Regions from separate parts of the Mus musculus genome. Here regions 2 and 3 are each linked to region 1. Evidence: chromatin loops called from intact Hi-C (ENCODE). Cell type or tissue: heart. All regions are shown on one strand.

The links. Hi-C counts contacts between places; a loop is a spot of excess contacts. Peaks named below come from ENCODE experiments on the same cell type or tissue, not always from the same donor. Only the 100,000 strongest peaks of a DNase experiment are listed, where the experiment ranks them.
Region 2: a loop joins it to region 1, with 2.0 times the contacts of the local background. A loop is called at or near these places in 10 of 42 quality-filtered maps.
Region 3: it touches region 1 in a loop (2.6-fold over the local background); 7 of 42 quality-filtered maps call a loop at or near these places.

The regions. Positions count from the first base shown.
Region 1 is chr16:78,315,666-78,318,165 of GRCm38, reverse strand. All of the region lies in intron 1 of Cxadr (coxsackie virus and adenovirus receptor), which reads right to left. Among named protein-coding and RNA genes, the nearest start is that of Cxadr, 15 kb to the right of the region's middle. In heart, a CTCF peak has its summit at 1,106 (motif pointing right); a DNase peak (open chromatin) is centred at 45; H3K27ac peaks cover 916 bases.
Region 2 is chr16:78,215,264-78,217,763 of GRCm38, reverse strand. No RefSeq gene overlaps it. Among named protein-coding and RNA genes, the nearest start is that of Gm31613, 6.1 kb to the left of the region's middle. In heart, a CTCF peak has its summit at 1,008 (motif pointing left); no DNase peak of the experiment used is centred here; H3K27ac peaks cover 44 bases.
Region 3 is chr16:78,258,215-78,260,714 of GRCm38, reverse strand. No RefSeq gene overlaps it. Among named protein-coding and RNA genes, the nearest start is that of E330011O21Rik, 4.0 kb to the right of the region's middle. In heart, no CTCF peak of the experiment used is centred here; a DNase peak (open chromatin) is centred at 1,534; H3K27ac peaks cover 380 bases.

The DNA of each region.
Region 1 (2,500 bases):
ACCTTCTCGCCAGAAAATTCCTCTATGATGAGTCATGCTTAGAAAAAGTCACCTGACTCTCCCTGTTTCTATCATAGAAGGGGGAGCAGGGAGGCACTGGGCCGGGCTGATCGGAGTGGCACACACATGTAATCCCAGCAACTGAGAGAGCCTGAGACCTCGGATGGGGAGTTTGGGGTGAGCCTGGGCCATAGCAGGAATTTCAGACCATACTGACTTAAGCAGAGACCTCTCTTGAGGAAGAAGAGGGGAGAAGGTAGGTAGAGAGCCACAGGAGTAGTTACATATGTTAATATAATTACTTCAGTTACCTCTTTATGTGTTGCTGTGGGGAAGAAGAAATCACTCAGAGGGAAGTAGAAATTACAGGCAGAGGTGGGGTTGCTAAAGTTTAGTCGTTCAATTATCACTTACATCTGCTAAGATAAGGATAGTCAGATAAATCAGCAACAATAAGAACCAGCCCGGAGACACTTTTATATTTTATAAATAGCTAGAATCGATGCCCTATACCAACGAGAATCCCATACCAGGTACCAGGGAAATAAGATGGGACGGAAACCAGTCTTTTGCAGAGGAAGTTGACTTTTTTGAGACAGGGGTCTCACTGTGTAGCTCAAAGGGACTTCAACCTGGAGACCCTCATATCTTCGTCTCCTGGATCTAAGATTAGAGCTATGTACAACACCCAGCTTGGAACCATCTTAATAAACTGCAAGAGTATTCATTAACTGCCTTGTGCTTTTCAAAATGCTCTACAGAGATTAACTCTGAATTCTCACTAATAACTCCAAGGCAGAGGTAGTCACAGGAGTCCCTATTTTGCAAAGCAGAGACACCAAGGGGTAGCCTAACTTCTAACGGAACAAAATCAGATCAATCTGGCAATGTCTCAGCCACAGTCAGCCTGTATGGAGGTGAGGATGGAACAGGGCTCCTCGGCTTCGAGCACCCTGCGGGTAGACAATAAAATGTTTCACCTCCCGCATCACTGGAAAATGCAGGGAGTCCGCCATCAGAATCCCATCTGACCTGTAGGGAGAGGATTGGTTAAGCATGCACAAATCCTCTTCTACACTAAGCTTTGTCCCTAAGTGCAGTGCCCTCAAAGGCCAGAAGAGGGTATCGAATGCCTTGGAGCTGGAGTCCCAGGCAGTCAGGAGCCAGCCACACAACATGGGTGCTAAAATTTGAACTTGGGATTTCTGCAACCGCAGTAACTACTGAGCCATCTCTCCAACCCCTATGTCAAACTTCTAAGTCGTGTCTCAGGTAGAACACGTGATTCAAGGGTCTGGGTGGATTGTTCTTTTTAGCAGGGAATTAAGTATCAGACTGGAAATCTGTCGTCAAATTTGGTGCACACCTACACATAGACACAGCTCTGTGTCATATTAAACAAGCTGCCTCTCTCTGGACTCAAGCGTAAATTGAAGGTGTGGAACTACATTTTCTATTTCAGAATTAAATGCCTTCAAATTGTAGTTCATTGATCAACCAAAAAGATGTCTCTGCCCTCTATCATCCCCTCCCCAATCCTCCCATCAGCAGCTCCACAGCTCAGCAGCTCCGATCCTGCCTCAAGAAGTGCAGTCGAAAACATCAGCCTGAATTACGGCAACAACTTACCCAGCGAGTAGCTGGGGCTCTAAGGTCAGATCTGAGCTCAGCCTTAGTGTTTGTAGCCTCAAGATGATGTTTTCACACCTTAGATGAGAACTAATAACCATAATGCCACCTAAGTACTGTGGAGGCTGATGCAGAAGGATCGTCCTGGGCCTGAGACTAGCCTAGGCTATATTTGAGAGTTCAAGGCCAACCTGGGCTGTGCAGTAAGACCTTGTACTGAAAAATAAATAATGTAATGATGCCTAAAAGCTAAGTATCCCTTTTATTATAATTTTTTTCTTTTACATAACTTTTAAACCTAGATCAAGTAACCAGCTATCTCTCATCACAGGAAAAGGGTCCTGCACATTTCAACAGGCAAAAAGTCTCAGGAGATATAATTGCCCCATTACAATTTCCCGATTTTCTTGAGTATACTGGAAAATTGATAGAAAGAAAGGCAGGAAACTAGCCCTGCAGCAAGGCTGTAAGACCTCACTTAGGTTGTTGGTATATAGTTAGTTGATTTTCTTCCTCTGAACAGGTACAAGGGAGGTCCAAGTGCTCTATGCTGATAATAAGTAAATATACCAAACCAATCCCTCCTGATTGGATGTACACCCTACATCATTATAGGATCAAATGAAAGAATGCACATAAGCCGGAGTAGCCTAGGGTCTGGAGAAGGGGCTCAGTGGTTAGGAACACAGTGCTCTTCCAGAGGCCCACAGTTCTATTCCCAGAACGCCTGTCAGACAGCTTACAACTACCTGTAACTTCACCTCCAGATATTCTATGCTTCCAAACTCTAGGACAGACAGACAGACAGACAGACAGAGACACACACACAGAGATACATTGTTTAAATGTTTTTAAAGGACAAGCTTAAGCA
Region 2 (2,500 bases), 100 kb after region 1:
CATGAGAACAGAACAGAGGAAGCTATGGCTGTAGATGTGCACGAAGATATGACTGTTCACTGGTTAAAGCATGAGGGCTGGCAAAAAAAAAAAAAAATTTAACAAGATCATTAAGATCAGGGGGAGAAGGGGAAAGGTATTTCTGTGCTATGCTTCTCTGACACAGAAGCAAAATGCAAAAAATTGAGAGAGATGGGAAAGTCCATTGAGATTGCTCAGTGTGTAAAAGCACTCGACACCAAGTCTAATAGCCTGAGTTCAGACCCGAGAAGATTGTCCTCTGACTTTCACGTGTGTGTCTGGGCATGTACACACACACACACACACACACACACACACACACACACACACACACACACACAGAGAGAGAGAGAGGGAGAGAGAGAGAGAGAGAGAGAGAGAGAGAGAGAGAGAGAGGGAGAGGGAGAGGGAGAGAGAGAGGGAGAGGGAGAGGGAGAGAGAGAGAGAGCTAAGCACTTAAGTCCAAATGAGCTGCAAGCAAGCTTATCAGACTCTGTTTAATTACTTACGTGCGTTTCCTCCAGCAAACCCCTCCCTGCTGTACCGACTGCACAAAGCTAGAAACTGAGAGAGTAGAAGGGCAGAGGAAGAGGAAGGGTCTGCTTTGAGCACAGGCGGGGTTATAAGAGGGCAAAGCACGACCTCTTTCAAGTTCAGGAAAGAAAGAAAATGGGAAGTAACTGAACTAATGTGAAACCAGAAAGGAACCCAAGAGCAAGGCACGAGAAGCGATGCAACCAGCTTCCCTCAGGAAGGGAGTTAACACTTGGCAGATGTGTCGGGATAGGACTTGGTGGTTAGGAAAATGGAGAGGTGGGGTTTATGGGAGAGTGATTTGGAAGTGAGTGGTATGAGCAAATTTAAAGGTCTTTAGGATAGACTTCACTGGAGCTGGAGAGGTGGCTCAGCTCTTAAGAGCACTGGCTGCTCTTCTGCAGCTTCTGAGTTCAAATCCCCTCAATCACTCGGTGGCTCACAACCATCTGTAATGAGATCTGACTCCCTCTTCTGGAGTGTCTGAAGACAGCTACAGAGTACTCACATAAATTAATCAATCTTTCTTCCTTCCTTTCTTTCTTTCTTTCTTTCTTTCTTTCTTTCTTTCTTTCTTTCTTTCTTTCTTTCTTTCTTTCTTTCTTTCTTTCGGGATAGACTTCACTGAATCTGACATAAGCATGTCAAGTATGGTTTTCTGACCACCCTGGTGAATGGTAGAATTTGAATAGAAGACACTGTGTACGGTATATGTCAATTTCCTATGTGAATAGAAAACACTGATCTTGGGATCAAGAGGATATGGGAGGAATTGTAGAGAGTGACATAGAATGAGTCAAAAAGGAGGCTTGTGTGACACACACACACATATCACAAAATAACCAGTGTGTGTTAAAGAGATGTTTTTATTATCACAACGGGGCGTCTAGAAGTCAGGTGAATGCCTGGAGTGAGACAGACTCAACACTGAATTGTGTTATTACACCAGATCTTAGTTGTTTTTGCCTTTATAACCCAGCCCGGGGCTTCGAATTAACTTGACTTTGGAATCTTAAGACAACTTCGCAGAGGGGCCAGAACTTTGTTCTCTGTTCATATGTCACAAGACATAGAGTGGCTTCAAATCTAGCACTTTCAAAAGGAGAATTCCCCAAAATGTCCCCAAGAAACCTTTCCTTGTATCTCACAGCCATTGAGTAATGATTGAACAATGCTCTAATCACTGGTAAAATAAATAAATAAGCAAGCAAGCCAACAAACAAACAGACAATATACACACATAGCTCTTACTTTAGATGAGCCATGTCCAGCTCTTAAGCTGAAACCACCTCGGCACATATTATACCCTTATGTCTCAATAAGAGAAAGTAAGAGTGAATATCAGGGCTCTGTAACTTCCCCAGTTACATTCATTTGTGACTACAAAGTGTCCCGGGCTCCTGCTCTTAATACCATAGGTGATGAATGAGTATCAACCAAATCTTCCTGTTTCTAGTAAATAAAGTTTTGCCTTTCTTTTAAGGAGTCAAGTTTCCTTTGATACTGATGAATACACTAGTCAGTTCCCACCTTGCAAAGGATAGAACCCCTGGACCTCAAATAGAGCTAAGAGCCATAAGAGCATATTTCATTTTGTCTTATAAAACTGCAACAATGTTACCGATTTTTTGCTCAGTCTCGAGGACATCTTTAATTGTTTCTTCTAAGACGACACAGATTCTCTCTTAGCCATACATCCTAAATGTCTTTTTGCAACAGAATTAACCTCTTTGCCCCACCCCTTGGAAACAGAAACCAAGTGTTGTGCTCAAGTCTACAAGTTTGAAGTTCCAAGGGCTAAGATCATAGTTGGTTGTAGAGTGGTTGCCTAGCATGTCCGTGGCCTCGGGTTCCACCCTTGGGTACCACAAGACAAGAGAGTGGAAAGTGGTAGGAATTCGAAGTCCTTACAAACTTTTGTGGCAGGCAGAGACAGTGGACAGGT
Region 3 (2,500 bases), 57 kb after region 1:
TAGTGTTTCAGCTGTGCCCTGTGCAGTTGGACTTTAGCACTTGGATCGATAAGAGCTATCAAGTTTTATAAGACAGAAACTTTACACAAAGGCATTTTTTTATTGCTTAGGTCATAGTTGGTTTTGACTCTCTACCTGCTCTGTGCTTATGGCTAGGTTTACATTAGGGGGAGGAAGTCTCTGGACACGTTCTCCCAGAATGCTCCTAGGTGGAGGCCAAGGAAAACATGAGCTCGGACTCTTCGTCACTGAATGAGTCATAGGTAGGGAGGAACAACAAAGGTACCATAGTTGTCTTGTTTTGAAAACTATCTCTTATAATCACTCCTGGGAGAGCCAGGGAGAGAAGAAGTCTGTGACACGAGTGACTTCTCACTCCTTTGGTAAATAAACAACCTCGGGGATTCCCTGGGCCTCATCCTTCAGCAAATAAGACCAGGTACTGAACTGAGGGCAGTGTCTCACCAGCTGGGGAGCACCGAGGCCTTGTCTAGCAGAGAAGGTATTTACTCCGGTGAGGAACACAGCTCAGTGGTAGCGTACTTGTCTACTGTGTGAAAACACTATATTTAGAACCTGCCCAGACAATGAAATAACTAGTAAACATAAATAAATTAATTAGAAATAAAGGTATTTATTCAACTGAAGAAAAGAATGAGTGAATGAATGAATGAATGAATGAATGAAAGAAAAGGCACACCAAATGTAGCCAAGGCAGAAGAGTTTGACAAAAGCTAGTTTTGAAATCTGGAGCTTATTATAATATTAGTGTGAAAAGTATGACAGAGGCAGAAACTTGATAGCACAGGTTGAGCCAAGGCAGGGACTTAAGGTTCGTGTCCCAGGAAAACCAGGCAGGAAACTCTCTTACACATAGAATGGCTTGCCTGCTGTGCTGCCTGGTAGGGGTTCCACTGCCAGGTCTAGGATTCATATCAAGTTGGACTATTATTTCTGACGGACAACAATTAATATATGTCAAAATATGGAGTAGGTCACAGCAGTTCCTAACCTGTGGCTTGCAACTATCAGAAAACACCTATTTCCGATGGTCCTCGAAGTCCTAACCATACATTTAGTATCATTGCTACTTCATAACTGTAATTTTTCTACAGAGAGAGATAACCCAGTTCCTAAGACCTTTGGAAATATGTGTTTTCTAGTGGTCACCACCCATGGGAGAACTCTGAATGTTTCTAACACAAAGAAATAATAGAGTCATAGGTATGCAAATTTACTCTGCTCTGAATAGTATACATTCTATGTATTTAAATGTCACATGATACTTTGTGAACATGCACAATTAGTCTGTGTTGATTAAAAGTTTAAGTATGTTTTTTTTTTTAGGAGAAGAAAATCATTTCTAAATATTAGTGCCATCCTCTCTGACACACGGTGTCCTCCTCTGTTCTCCTAATCCCAGGCCCGGGAGCTGTTTTGTAGTTTGAGTGATATGTGTTAGTACATCCTACTAGCTATTTTTAAGGCATGTGAGAGAGCTGTTCAGTAAGGGTTTGCTTGCCAGCAACTGGGGCTTCCAGCCAGACTCTGGAGTGCTACAGAAATGTAGACAGCCTCGTCTGCAGGCTTTCAGACTGGACCAGACAGGAAGCAGATATAAGCCCCCTGGCTTGACTTGAGTAGCAATTTAGCATAGGTGTTGATTTAGGAAGATCTAAAAGATGTACAATTAATGCCAAGGCAAATGAGAGGTGAGCGGAAGATGGCAGATTATGGGTAGCGCTTCCTTATCATTACACATTTGAACACTGAGCTGCTAAGATGGCAGCTAAAAATAAAATGTAGTGGTGTATTTGTACACCAGTAGCTTTTGTCCCTTGGCTGGGTTTCTAACCTTAACTCCACAAAGTTAATTTTCTGAGAAAAAAAAAATTCATGTTAAGTTGCAAAGTTGGGGTAAGGTTCATTTTTCAGTTTATGGGTAGAGGAGTTCTGAAACTGGAGAATTGTTTATACAGTTGGTGCCTGGCCCCATGGGTTCAGTATGTATGGGTTTTTTTTTTTTTAGTATAATATAGATATAAAATCCTGCTATTCTGTCAATGCATGTTCAAAACCCAGAACTAGAAGAAAAAAATCCCTCTGATCCCTCTGATCTCTCTATGGGATTCAGTGTCTAGAGACCCAGGCTCTAAGCTAGTCTGTACATTCCATCTATGAAGACGAATCGGAGACACTTGGGCCCTTACCCATTATTTATTTACTTTAATTAAGACACAATTATTATAAACTTGGTTATCAGGTTTATCTAGCCCAGAGGAGGCCAGCGGAGCTCAGCGCTGCACACACGTTTTCTTGGCATTAACAGTTGCACAAGAGATTTTTCCTATTCATTATTCATTGCTTAGAGCAGGCACAGCTACTGCATAAGGTTAATGTCCGAGTGCATGATGGTCCTACAAAGACAAGAAGGACTGTGAACGGTAGGTATATAAACCACAAGAGCTCTCTGGAAGTTAGCCATGGTGAGAGGGACATA